2 separate regions of the Homo sapiens genome follow, and region 2 is linked to region 1. Evidence: read pairs that join two places in POLR2A ChIA-PET (ENCODE). Cell type or tissue: OCI-LY7. All regions are shown on one strand. Links, peaks and the distances in the headings refer to the core of each region. The heading gives the core; the rest is flanking DNA. Region 1 overlaps PFN2 (profilin 2). Region 2 overlaps LOC105374313 (a long non-coding RNA gene).

Region 1 (2,500 bases), core at 1-2,500:
CAGTCAAGTTTACTATTTTCTGTTTAGTATATTACTAGTTTGAAAGTTCTTTTTGGAAACCTACTTGACTTCAGTGCTTGGCAGTTCATGGAAAACTAACTTAATGTTAACTTATTAATCCGGGTTCTGTCTGCTAAAACTTATGTGACTTTCTTGATTAACACTTCTTTTGAAACACTTTTCTTCTTTCTCTTTCAGTCTTGGTCTTTGTAATGGGAAAAGAAGGGGTCCATGGAGGCGGATTGAATAAGAAGGCATACTCAATGGCAAAATACTTGAGAGACTCTGGGTTCTAGCTGCTAGGCAGACTGTTAAGTATTAGGGGAAAATTGCTCTTAAACTTTCCTAGCTATAAGCTTAAGTCTTAATTCTGGAAATTTTATTAGCAATGCAGGGTGATGGGGTATGAACCTGTGTCTCCTTTGTATCCCTCTGTTGGTGGGGAAAGGTGTCTTTCTTTCTGCCCTCCCCCCCCAAAATAATTCTGTTCACTTTTGTTTTGTTTCCTTGTGTACTCCAGCATTGGTTATAGTCATGGGAAAGGAAGGTGTCCACGGAGGCACACTTAACAAGAAAGCATATGAACTCGCTTTATACCTGAGGAGGTCTGATGTGTAAGCAGCCTCTCCCCATCTACCTAGCAACTGTCTTCATCAACAACCCTAATTATGGTCACAATGCTACCAAACTGTAGATGGTAGCTAATTTTTCTTTACCTATTTTCTAATGTCATGATTCCTGTTTGCCCAATGGATCATTTGTATGTTAACCACTGTATGTAACCAACCCTTATCTGGCAACATAATTGCAGCACAATAATGATTTGCATGATACCTTGAAATTGGGGGGAGGGGGCATGCCAAGTTGGGCATCACTTTGTCTTAGCAATTAATGGGATATTGATTACTAAAATAAGTTAATATTAAGCAAGGTGCCGGTTGTACAATCTCTGATCAGTGTCTTTTCAGCACTTTGAGCATTTACTTGGCTCATTTAGTCTTCCTTTTGTAGCGCATGGTTGGGAGGAAAAAGTGCATGCATCATTCCTTCACTCTTCTCTTTTTCCCGCCCCCCCTCCCTTCGCACATAGGCATTTGGTTTGCTTCCATCTTTTTTTATGCAGTGCCTGTTTTTTTTTAACCAATTAAAATCCCTTTTGTTGATGAGCTATTGAGAGCTGCAGTAGTTTGCTTTTAGTATTGTTGTTGCACTTGAGCAGAGACAAACCTTTATTCATAGTGTCTACAGGACATATGAAGAGTGCAATGGCAAAACAAGAGCAAAAAGCACTTCCTCCCATGACCTTACAGTAACCATACTGATTGAATCCCCAGGGACATTCCATCATTGCAATAGCTCAGATTTTTCTTCCTTTTTCTTTGCACACCAGCTCTACTCTTTAGTAAAATTGTAAAAGGCTGCCATTATGGACATTAGGTATCCCAACATAACCATCTGGAGTGTGTCCAGTTTGTTCTTCATAGGACCAATTTTTATTTGCAGCTTGAGTTTTTATATGAAGTTGCATTATTGTGGACTTGGCTGTCTTGTGATGAATTTTTTTCATATGTATTCTGTGCCATACTATTGTTAAAATGAACTGTTGCTATTGTGAGATGGATTTTAACTGACCTATTAAGGGTTTCTTTCGAATGGCACTACTTTAGGGACATTCTAGTATTTGCTTCTATTGTTTGGGCCTTGTGGATAATGTACAGATTTAAAAACAAATCTTGTTGCTGATTTGTCCATTTCTTTCCCTGCACTTTGTTACATCTGGGATACAGTCTAACTCATCTGATTTAATATGCATTTAAAAAAATGCCATAACTATTAAACACCTTGTTTACAGACAGATGAAATAAATTTATTCCAACCAAATACTCTAGGCTCCTGTTGTTTATATACATTGTTTATATAAACTGTTAAAAGTTGATTTTTGACAAAGTGGGAATACACAGAATAGGCCAAAGTCTGCTGCAAGCATAAAACTTCAGCAATATTAGGTGATGGCCTACTTCAAGTAATATTACAGATAAAATTAGTGCCTGGGAATTTCTTTTTAATGGACTCTGATCTGTTACACATAGCTTTTAGTCATTTCAGGCTCATCTTCAGGAGTATGTGAGAAGCAACTGACTTATCTGCTAGAAAATAAGTATTTTCCTCTTCTTGCTGGTTTCTAGATGTGAAATCTAATAGTAAAGGGAGTACCAAGAAGGGTTTCTGCACTATTGTGGATTTTTCTGTATTGAAATGTCATATGACTTTAGATTTGGAAGCTGTGTTGGCAGGCTGAAGTCAGCCAGCTGGGGCCCTCCCACATAAGAGCAGAAGACATTCCTTAGGCAGCATATAAGATAATTGGGATGCTTTTGCATTTTTTGGCTTTGTAGTGACATGTTGACCATGGCTGTGTAATAGGTTTAAATCCAGAGGCCATAAAATCCCTGATATATATTGAAGTTTGATAAATATGTAAATTTAGGGCTATTTACAT
Region 2 (12,144 bases), core at 5,484-7,983, 180 kb before region 1:
ACATTGTCTTGATCACTGTAGCTTTACAATAAGTATTAAAGACAGCATCATTTCTCTGATTGTTTTTTTCCTTCAATGTTGAATTGGCTATTTGGAATCTTTTGCTTCTTTATGTAAATTTTAGAATTAGTTTGTCAATATCCACAAAATAACTTGCTGGGATTTTTATTTCAATTGTGCTGAATCTATAGATCAAGTTGGAAAGAACTGACATCAACATTTTTACAATATTCAGTTTTCCTATCCATGAACATGAAATATTTCTACATTTACTTATTTCCCCCTTGATTTCTTTCATCAGAGCTTTGCAGTTTTTCTCATATAAGTTTTTCACATATTTTATTAGATTTATAACTAAGTATTTCATTTTGGGGGGTGCTAACATAAATGGTAGTATGTTTTAGCTTCAAATTCCACTTGTTCATTGTTAGTATATAGAAAAACTATTGACGTTTGTCTATTAACATTGTATTCAGCAAAACTGCTATACTCATTTTTTAGTTCCAGGAGACTTTTTTGTTGATCCTCTAAATTTTCTAGATAGCGAATTACATAATCTGTAAACAAAGACTGTTTTATTTCTTTCTTCCTAGTCTTCATACCTTTTATTTTCTTCTCTTATCTTATTGTATTAGCTAGGACTTCAAGTATAATGTTGAAAAGGAGAGGTAAAAGGGTATATTCTTACCTTGTTCCTGATCTTGGCAGGAATCTTTGTTTCCCAACATTAAATATGATGTTTACTGTGGGTTTTTGTAGATATTCTATATTAAGTTGAGGAAGTTCTCTTCTATTTCTAGATTACTGAGAGTTTTTATAAGTGAGTGCTGGATTTTGTCAAATGCTTTACCTGCATCAATTGGTATGCTTGTGTGATTTTTCTTCTTTAGTTGTTGATGTGGTAGATTACATTAATTGATTTTCAAATGTTGAACCAGGCTTGCACACTTGGAATAAATACTTCTTGGTTGTGGCGTATAATTCTTGTTATTGGATTCTATTTGCTAATATATTATTGAGGATTTTTGTATCTATGTTCATGAGAAATACTGTTCTGTAGTTTTGTTTTTCTGTAATGTCTTTGTCTGGTTTTGGTATTAGGATAATGCTGGCCTCATAGAATAAGGTGGGAAGTAGTCCCTCTGCTTCTATTTTCTGGAAAATATTGTAGAATTGGTATAATTTATTCCATAAATTTTTGGTAGAATTTACCAGTGAACCCATATGGACCTGTTTCTTTCTGTTTTGGAAGGTTAATAATAACAATAATAATTATCATTATTATTATTTGAGACAGAGTCTTTCTCTTTTGCTCAGGCTGGAGTACAGTGGTGCCATCTCGGCTCACTGCAACCTCTGCCTCCCGGGTTCAAGCGATTCTCATGCCTCAGCCTCCCAAGTAGCTGGAATTACAGGCATGTGCCACCACTCGCTGCTAATTTTTGTATTTTTAGAACAGACAGTGTTTCACCATGTTGCCCAGGTTGGTCTCCAACTCCTGGCCTCAGGTGATCTGCCTGCCTCGGCCTCCCAAAGTGCTGGTATCACAGGTGTGAGCCACTGCACCTGGCCTGGAAGGTTATTAATTATTGATTCAAATTTTAAATATATATGTATACATATATATAGACACACATATATTGTATATGTATGTATAGATACATGTATACATATAAACATCTATACACACACACACACACACACACATATATATATGTCTATTCAGATTGTCTGTTCCTTCTTGTGTGTGTATTTTGGCCACTTGAGTCTATCAATGAGTTGGTACATTTAATCTAGGTTATCAAATTTATAGGCATAGAGTTGTTCTCATAGTACTTCTTTATTGTCCTTTTAACGTCCATGGGAACTATAATAATATTCCCTCTTTCATTTTTTGTATTAGTAATTTGTATTATCTCTCTTTTTTTATTTGCTAATATGGCTAGAGACGTCTCAATTTTGTTCATCTTCTCAAAAAACAAGCTTTCAGTTTTGTTGATTTTCTCACTTGATTTCTTCTTTTCCATTTAATTGATTTCTGCTCTAATTTTTATTATTTCTTTTCTGCTTACTTTGGATTTCTATTGCTCTTCTTTTTCTAGTTCCCTAAAGTGGAAGTTTAGATTATTTATTTTAGTTCTTTCTTCTTTTCCAATATATGCCTTCAATGCTATAAATTTTCCTCTAAGCACTGATTTTGTTGCGTCCCACAAATCTTGATGAGTCGTGTTTTCATTTTCATTTACTTCAAAGTATTTTAAAATTTCTCTTGTGATTTCTTCCTTGACCCAGGTGTTATTTAGAAGTATGTTGTTTAATCTCTAAGTATTTCAGTATTTTCTAGCTATCTTTCTGTTATAGATTTCTAGTTTAATTCTATTGTGTTATGAGAAGACATTGTACAATTTATATTCTTTCATTTTTATTAAAGCATGTTTTATGCCCCAAAATGTGGTCTCTCTTAGAAAATATTCCATGTGAGCTTGAGAAGTTTGTGTACTGCGTTGTTGTTGGATGATGTAGTCTACAGAGGCCCTTATATCCATTTGATTGATACTGTTGTTGAGTTGGACTAGTCCTTGCTGATTTTCTGCCTGTTGGATCTGTCCATTTCCTTTACAGATTGTTCATTATTAGTGTATTGAAATGCAATTGAGTTTTGTTTGTTACTTTGCTGAACTCAGTTATTAGTTCTAACAGTGTTTTTAAGAAATCTTTAGGGCTTTCTACATATAAGATTATATCATCTGTGTCAGAGATAATTTTACTTCTTCCTTTCCAGTTTGGATGCCTTTTATTTTTTTTTTCTTGCCTAATTGCTCTTGCTGAATTTCCAGTATGCTGTTGAATAGAATGATAAAAGTGGGTATACTTCCCTTATTCCTGATCTTAGAGGAGAAGCTTTAAGTCTTTCATCATTGAGTATGATGTGCCTTGTGAATTTTTCACATATGACTTTCATATGTTGAGGTAATTTTTCCTCCTATTCCTACATTGTGGAATGTTTTTATCATGAAAGGGTGTTGAATTTTGTCAAGTGCTTTTTCTGCATCAATTGAAATGATCACGTGACCTTTTCTTCATTTTGTTAATGTGGTATACTACATTCTGCTGGAAGTCACATCAGCCAAGGGGGAAGGGACTCGCAACAATGCTTGGAAATGCAACAACAATGGCTTCTTCTTCATCTGCATCTCTGAGATCAGAAGGGTACCAATCCAGGATATTTGAGAACAGAATCCTTTTCACCCAACCTGGCTTCTGCAAGTTGTTTGCAGGCTGTTCCAGGAACATGTGCACAGCTACTTGTCCCAGAGCTGAGGGATGGGGGATGGGTAACTGCTACTGTGCTAACAGCAGAAATTGATTGAAATTAACCAGCATTTACCATCCAAGCCTTCCCCTGAAAATTTTAAGTCTTCAATAGACTCCTGAGTTCCAAAACCATTACATTAGCCAGATTCTGCTAGTGCCATTGGTGTTTAGGTGAGAAGACACATTCCTGGTGCTTTCTACAGTGCCATCCTGCCATAATCCTCCTGCACGGTTCTATTAGCTTTTTCTCACATATTTCAATTCCCTGTTGTTAGGCACATACTCACTGAGGATTGCCCTGTCTTGGAGACTCGACCCTTTTATCAGTACGTAATTCCTCTCTTTATCCCTGATAACTTTCCTTGATCTGTAGTCTATTCTGTCTGAAATTAATATATAGCTATTCTTGCTTTCTTTTAATTAATGTTAATATGTTATATCTTTCTTCAACTCTTTATTTTTTCTTAATTGTTCTAACAGCTTGTTCAAAATAATAACACAAACAATGTATTCATATATACTTGCTTATGTATAAGTGAAATGAACAACAACATGATAAAAGGAATGTAAGACAGGAATTACAAATATTTTGTTACTATAAGGTACTTGCACTACAGAAGTATAGTGTAATTTAAAAGTAGACTTGGATTTGTTATAAATGTCTACTGCAAACTCTAGGACAACCATAAATAAAAGTAAAAAAAAAGAACTACAAATGATATGCTGATAAAGGAGATAAAATGCTCATTAAAACCATAAAAGGCAGAAAAAGTGTGAAAGACAAAAATAAAAAGAAAAATCAAGGGCAACAAATAGAAAACATCACAAATATGTTAGATGTTGATGCAATTATACCAATAATGACTGTGAATATCAATCTTGTAAATGCACTGCCTTAGACAGTTTGGGGTGCTATAAAACATTCTTACGTGGGGTAGCTTACAAACAACAGAAATATATTTCTCACAGTTCAGGAGGCTGTAAGTCTGAGATGAGTGCCCGCATACTTGGGTCCAAGTGTGGGCCCCCTTCAAGGGTGCAGACTGCCAACTTTTTGTTGTATCCTCACATGACAGAAAGAGAGAGGGAGCACAAAGTGGGTGAAGATAGGTGGTTTTCCTGGGCAGCTCTCTGAACATTTGAGCTCCTTTAATTGGGCCACGAGTTGGAGTTATTTGCTTTCAGTGTGATGAAGAAGAGAAGGAGAGAGAGCAAAAAGCACTGTAGGCTATTGTAAGGCCAGGCTGGAAGGGGGTGCATAACTCATGTCTACATTTCATCTGTCGGAAGTCTTTTATATGACCAATCTGACTGCAAAGGAGTCTGGAAATGCCATGAAACACATGGATTTGGGAGAACACTGATGGTTTTTGCCACACCATCTCATAGGACTGGTGTGAGAACTAAATGAGCAACATGTATAAAGCACCCACAAATATTTTATTCTTTTATTTAGATTTTCTTGGTTTTTGTTTTTGTATTTTTTGTATGTTTTTAAGGGGGAGGATGCCAGATGACAGAGTATTTATGGTTTTATTTAACACAAATAAAATGTGTACATGAGCTGTCTATTAATTTTTCTTGCTGTGCAGCCTGGCATTGGGACTAGTGACTCTGCTGGGCTGTCGGGTTACTCTCTCCACAGTGGCTTTAACCGTTCTTGGAGAAGCATGTTGAGCAATCTCAGCACAGTAAGATTTGTTGCACATCAGCAGCACTTCCAGCTCTTTGACATCGTGGAACAGGAATTTTTGGAAGCCACTGGGGAGCATGTGTTTTGCTTCTTTTTGCTCCCACAACCAATGTTGGGGATCAAGGTCTCGCCTTTGATTTTTCTCCCCACCCTGTTGTCAATGCCTCTGGGTTGCTGCTATATGCGTACATCTAATTTTGATATGTCAGTCTGACTGGTGAAGGATAAACTTCTTGGTCCATCTTAGATGATCTTGGGCTTCACGAGGGGTCTAAGGGTAGCCATGGTGTCAAGAAGGAGATGGCTTTCCCTCTGTAGGCAACACGCAGGAAGAGAGGGGAAGATTTTTTTTTTTAACTTTTGATATAAAATTAATAGATCTTCACTATAGAAAAATTAAATAGTATACATAAGCAAAAGAATACAACAAAAGTCCCCAATAATCTCAACCTCTAAAGATAATAGCTATTAAAACATGAATCTTTTTTCTTTTAAAAAATAAGATTTTATTGTGCATACAGTATTAGAAGCTTTCTTTTTAAAATCATCATTTACTGTGGTATAATTCCTTTGTGTTATTATATTCTTTTATAGATCATCCTTTTCAATAACTGCGAAGTAGTGAGTCTTACAGATGTACTATAACAGTCAAACACTTTACCAAATGTTGGGCATCCTTACTATTTTAATTAACACTGTGATGAACATTTTGTGCTAAATCCTTGCACATCCTCAGCTCTTCCTTTATTAATGTGGGTTTTTTCCACTTCATTTAGCTCTCTGTGTTTGAGCTGGGCATACACAGCAGAGAATGACTGGCTGGTCATGCTGGTCACTTAATCAACCATGCAGAATGGAACTGGTGGAACAGGTTGGGTTTATTGCTGTAAAAACCAGCCAACCATAGCTTTGACTTTTAAAATTATTCCCATTCCCTAGAGATTATGCCCCAGCTCAAACCTTCTCTGGCATACATATTGCAAGAACTGCCTCATGCATTATCTCATATTCTTAAGAGAATACACTGTCATCTTTGCCTGAGTCAAGAGGAGGCCCTGGCAGCACGGGCTATGTTACTATTTATAAAGCATGTTTTATACATGCTAGAGGATGCCAAATGTATTAAGTCAATGAGAGTCATTTGCACAATGCATGTGGGATCAGGATATAAAATGATTTGAAGTCCTTTTTTGGTACAGAGAATATTTTAATGTTATATAAAATCTACAGATCAGCTTGCAAACAGAATTTTTTTAAAATCTGGCAAAACTGTTTTTATAAGGACCATTTCTGTTCTCTTAGAACTTTTTCTAATACTCACCTTTAACTAAATAGGGTTCAGACAGTGGTTAGTAAAACCCTTAAATGATTGTGCCACCAACCACTATTTTAAAAACACCTCAGCTCCTTGGTTACCTACATTGCCTACACAGGATGAAGTCCCAACCCTTTAGCACTTGCAGTTTCTGTATCCTTTCAAGTCTGGTCCCAAACCTCCCTTTGCAACTTTGTCTCTGCCTGTCAATCCTTTCTTAGTGATCCACTATGGATTATAACACTTTATATCATGATTGGTTTAAAATATATCTTTCCCTCTCTATAACATCTTTTTTTATTAACCATAATATCCTGTCCCTCTCCTCTGCCTACGTCTAAGAACCTAATACCTGAAATACAGTAGGTAATCAATACATGTTTGTTACTAATAATAGCTAAAAAGTTAAGAATGGCTAGCATTACTATGTTCTAAGACCTTTGCTTATGTTTTCTCATTTAATCATCACAACTTTGTGAGAGTGATACCATTATTATCCCCATTTTATAGACGAGGAAACTAAGGCACAGAGGTTAATCAACTTGGCCAAGATTCTAACAACAGATGACAGAACTGAGATTGAATCTAGGCAGTACTAAATCTCCAAAATCCTGGTTCTTAACCTACACTAAGTGAAATTCATTGCAAAATGAAAAGTATTCACCATGTCATTGGGACAGAGACCACATGTAGGGGAGCAGTATAGTTTTTTTGATAGATGCACAGCTCTGCAGATGGACTACTTTGGTTTAAATTTTGTTTTTAACATGAGCAGCTTTGTGAGTTCGGAAAATTTAAATTTTACTTAAATTTTCTCAGCCTTGTTTCCCCATTCATTAAGTGTGAAGAATAGCAGCCCCAATCTGATAAGATCATAGTGAACATTAAATAATACAATCTTTATGAAGCCTGCAGGATAATGCCTAGCATATCATAAGAGCTCAATCAATACTGTATACATGTAGATATTATTACCAGCTCAAAGACCTGGATTTATTGCTAATTGCTGTCTTGGAGTGAATATTCCAAATGCTTTGGCAAATAGGTCATTCGTTCCCCAGTCACCTGCTTCATGCGCAAATCTGTGCATATATGTACACTGGTCACACGCACAGGTGACATGAACATGGAATTACAAGACTCCTAATTCGACTAGATGGCCTTCCAAAGTGCATTCTGCACCAGTCATATTTGTTAGGGCTTTCCAGGGAATCAATAAACAGTGCTTCAGTGTCACAACACGACAGCACTTGGAGACCTTCTGGTTCCAACATTCCATGAATCAAAGATTAAGGCCTCTCCTAGCCCTTAGGCAGTCATGAGAATTTAGAAATAGAGAAAAGATTGGAGCTCCATCCAGAACCTGGAAAAACACCGTCCCTTCAACTGATCTACTATGACACCAGCACCCAGCATCCAGCCCACAAGCCTGGCTAAGCTTGACTTTCCGGAGACTAAACTCTCATTGCGTTCTTCTCCTATTAGGAGGGAGCCGGATGGGATTTGACCATGACCTCATATGTACTCTTGTTATATTTCTAGTGGGTCCAGGCAGCTGTGCCCTGAAAATACAGCTCTGACTAGAGGAAATACGATCTCTTTTCTTTCATCACCAAAGCTCCAAGCTAAAGCTAAAGGTAAACTAAACTTCTGAAAAGGAAAAGGAGAAATCATCCAGCCCAATTCAGAAGAATGCTGGGAGAGAGGAAAGGCAGAGTAAACAGTGTTTAAAGACGAAGCAGCAATAGACCATGGCAATGATCACAGTGGGTAAATGCAGAGCCTCCAGCCTGCACAGATGGGGAGCTCACCTCCTTCACCCCCAACTGCAGGCAGGACAATTGCTAAACAGCCTTAAATTCAGGCTGATATTAGTCAGGCTTTACTGATGAGAAAGGGCTTGGAGCACATCTTAAGCTGCCTGGGGTCGTGAGTCAGCTGTACTTTCAGAGGAAGTGGTCACTGGGAGGGGAAAATAGAATCATAGATGTTAGTGTTGGGAGGAATTTACTCAGTTCTGCCCCTCATTTTGCCTGGGGAGGAACCAAGGGTCAGAGTGAGTCCACTTGCCCAACGTCACAAAGTGAATTTGGGGCAGAGCGTGACTGTTCTGTCCCTTTCCTACTCTGTCCCTTTCCTCCTGACACTTTACTCCTCCTGCAGCTGGCTCACGTGCGGCCCTTCCATCCTACCCTCTAGTCAAGCCTCTAACATAACGCAGGCTGCATATTGGAGCTGTGCCACCCCAGTGTGCTGCACAGTGGAAAGGAGAATGCGTGACGGCATTACATAGGAAATGTCATGGCGTCTGTTTTTCCTCCCACTTGTGGAAATTAACTTCATTTTGGATCCCATATATGAGGTTAATTTTCCACCCAAAGGACAGACTACAAAGCTCCCAGATTAAAGAAAGAACTGAGAGCTACATCACTCAGGGAGCTTTTCCTAAGCAAGCAGAAGGAGGTGCCAAATATGTTTCCAAACACTGGACACAGTCATTCTTTTGCTACATGCGGCTAATGCTTATCAACATTTTCTTAGCAAGAAAAGAAAGAGAATCAATGTCAGAATGCTTCTAGTAACTTTTATCGAGTACTTATTGTTTGCCAGGTAGTTTTATTTCATCCTCAACAACACCATTTTTTTTTTTTTTGAGACAGAGTCTCGTTCTGTCGCCCAGGCTGGAGTGCAGTGGCACGATCTCAGCTCACTGCAAGCTCTGCCTCCCAGTTCAAGCCATTCTCTTGCTTCAGCCTCCCAAGTAGCTGGGACTACATGCACCCGCCACCACGCCCAGCTAATTTTTTGTATTTTTAGTAGAGACGGGGTTTCACCGTGCCATTTTTTTTAAAAAAAGGAAATAGAAGCACATAGAGGTTAAGTAACTTTCCTAAAGCCTTGCAATTAGTAGTCTGACTCCAGGACTTGATTCTTCATCATGCTTTCCACTCTCTTGTAAGACTGCATATAATTCTTGCTTTAAAGCATGGGTTTAGTCATTCTCTTCAAATTTCTATTCGCTTCATGAAGTCTTAAGTAAAGAACCCCTCTTGTTATTATTATTGATCAATATCTGAACCAAATCTAACAGCTGAGATGCTGGTGTTCTGTTGATTTGCAGTTCTCACAAAATGTTCCTTTAACAAGATTTCTTTCTGTTTAAATGTGCTACAGGCTATGTAACCAATGTTAAAATGTTGGTATATTTCCTTCCTGCCATTTTCCTTTTTTTTTTAACGTGATAAAAACCACAGCCACATTCAATTTCTTGACTGCTCATTTACCATTTTTTAATGAATAAATAAATAACATTTCATTGAGTAGCTCTTTCATTATAAGCTTATGATGATACATAAGTAGGGCACATAAAACCCTATGATGAGATGTTTGGGCTGTTTCAAAATTCCTTATGTCATCAACAATGGTAATACATTATTCTTTATTTACTAGATATATTTTATTCCAGGTTAACAGAGATTTTATTCTCTGAAGGAGGCTCAAAGCAGGGTTTGTGTGTTTATGAGTTCAGGTGGGAAGAGTTTAAGGAATGCATCTGGGTCATGAGCCAACCTAGAAGTCTCAGTAAGTTCAGTGAGCAACATGAAAGGCCTGCGTACGTCAGTAGCAGCAACAGAAGCAGTTGCCACACCAACCAAGAGAATATGTGCAAGAGATTTCAGAAAGCCAGAAACATCACTAGGTCTCAATGTCCCAAGTGAAGAGAAAACTCTCATATTACAGGAACACTGACTACCAATCCACACGGAAGCAGTTTTTCTGAAAGTGACATAACAATTGTGTTTTCCAGATTACTCAGGGCATTCTTAGCTCTTTGTGATCAATAAAATTGACAGCATGCATGCACATCCACACAATCCAGAAGTGATCGCTTTCTGCTCATTCATGTAACAGAGGTGGGAGACCTTGGGATGATGAGGCAGAAAGGCCCGAGTTAGGATCTCAGCTTTACCCCTTCCGGCAATATGACTGTTAGTTAACATGACTATTTCTCAGTTTTCTCACATGTAAAATGGGAATCCCATTTAAGAGAATGAGTAAATAAATGAATTTTAAAAAAATGAAAACAACAAAACATTACATAAATTTTAGCTCTTAGATATTGTTAGGGCATGTAGAAATGCTGACTATTTTATAATCCTTATCCATCTTGGAGGCTTAGGGTGGAAGTGGTTATATAAGTGTTTTATACTCATTTAATAGGGTAGTTTGAGATTTTTAAGTGGGAGATATTGATAAATGTTTTATTTCTCCTGCTGTAGGAGTCTCTTTTGAGACTCCTATCTCCCTGCCCCTGCCCCCCAAGACGGCCCCAGTGGTATTCAAAGTCTGAGCAGTGGTGTCTCCAGGGGCCTGAGCAGCTTTTCTATTGCTAGGCACCAGGAAGGCCCCCTGCCTTCCTATTGGGTGATATGGGAGCCCATTTTGCCCAATTACTTATCTACAGGGCCTCTGTAGACATTTGAGCTTGTGCTCTTCCATTCTGGGCAGTCACGACTGAAGTTTGACATTCTCATTTCATTGTTCATCCACACAGTAAATTCAGTTACCAAATTTTTTGGTTCCATTTTTTCAGTTGAGTGTCTCCTTTCTATTCTTACTGCTGCTGCTAAATTCTGTCCACATTACCTCTTGCTTTACCTGTTGCCATCACGGATTTGGCCTTCCTGCTTCAAGTTTTCCTTCTTTTAGTCCCTCCTACAGATCACTGAAAGATGGATTATATTCGTAAAATAATGTCACATTTTTGCCTCTAAACAATGTATTGTCTCCAAATTCCTAGATGAATTAAATACAAACTATTCCAACATGATAGCTAAGGCCCTTTATACAACGTCCATGTAGCAGAAACCAATAATTGGTTCTCTCCCCTCTCCTTAATAATAGATACGCTTTCCTTTGCTGAATGTTAGCCAGACACTTGGCTGCTCTGAACAAGGACCGCATTTCCCAGCCTCTGTTTTAGTTAGGTATAATCACGTGACTTAATTCTGCCAATGAGATGTGAGTAGAAGTGACATGTGCAACTTCTGGGAAGTGCCTTATGGAGAAGATTCCTGTCTTTTGCTCTCCCTTCTTCTTCCTGATGCCTGGAATGCAGAAGTGGTGGCTGCATGAGCCTTAGACTAGAAAGTGGAAGCCACATGCTGAGGATGACAGATCAACGGCATAGCAGAAGCCTATTCCCTGGCCCCGGGTGTCACTGAACCAAACTGGGGTCCACTTGCCTGGAACAGTAAGACCAAACATCCACAGTGAGGTTTGCAGCAAGAGAAAGGAGGGTTTTTATTTGCAGAGCATCAAGCAAGGAGAATCGGGCAGCTCATGAACCCAAATATACTTTAACTCTTGTGGTTAATAAATCTTCGCAATTCTGTTTTGCAAATGAGGAAACTAAAGCCCAGAATAAACAGTGTTATTTCAGGATATTGTGCCTCATTACTAGATATTATCTAAAGATTTTCATCATAACCAGTTTCCTGCATCCACGAGGGTCTTACTTCCCCTATAATCATTCAATATTTCTCAAAATATGGTCTGTAAAAGACTATAGACTTAAGATATGGATTCTGGGGCCCTATATTCTGTGTCTATGAATTAGAATCTCTGGGGATGGGGTTCTGAAATCTACATTACAAATAAGCTTCTCCAATGATTTTATACACACCGAAGTCTGAAAACCTCAACTATACCGTAATTAACAAACGTTAAGCCAGAAGACCTCAGCTCTTGGCTGGGCACCAGAAGCTCCCATGGAAGTTGAATTGCCCTATTATTGGGCCCCAAATTCTGAGGCAGCAGC

Evidence for each region. Peaks named below come from ENCODE experiments on the same cell type or tissue, not always from the same donor. Only the 100,000 strongest peaks of a DNase experiment are listed, where the experiment ranks them.
Region 2: POLR2A ChIA-PET joins it to region 1 with 10 read pairs; 7 of 35 experiments call an interaction of 5 or more read pairs at or near these places.

The regions. Positions count from the first base shown.
Region 1 is chr3:149,964,285-149,966,784 of GRCh38, reverse strand. It overlaps PFN2 (profilin 2), which reads left to right. Exons shown (of 3, transcript NM_053024.4): 3 at 199-1,881. The coding sequence ends at 296. Among named protein-coding and RNA genes, the nearest start is that of PFN2, 5.4 kb to the left of the region's middle. In OCI-LY7, for the core only: no CTCF peak of the experiment used is centred there; a DNase peak (open chromatin) is centred at 1,324.
Region 2 is chr3:150,143,687-150,155,830 of GRCh38, reverse strand. It overlaps LOC105374313 (a long non-coding RNA gene), which reads right to left. Exons shown (of 3, transcript NR_136187.1): 3 at 4,830-5,320. It also overlaps the pseudogene RPL32P9. Among named protein-coding and RNA genes, the nearest start is that of LINC01998, 68 kb to the right of the region's middle. In OCI-LY7, for the core only: no CTCF peak of the experiment used is centred there; no DNase peak of the experiment used is centred there.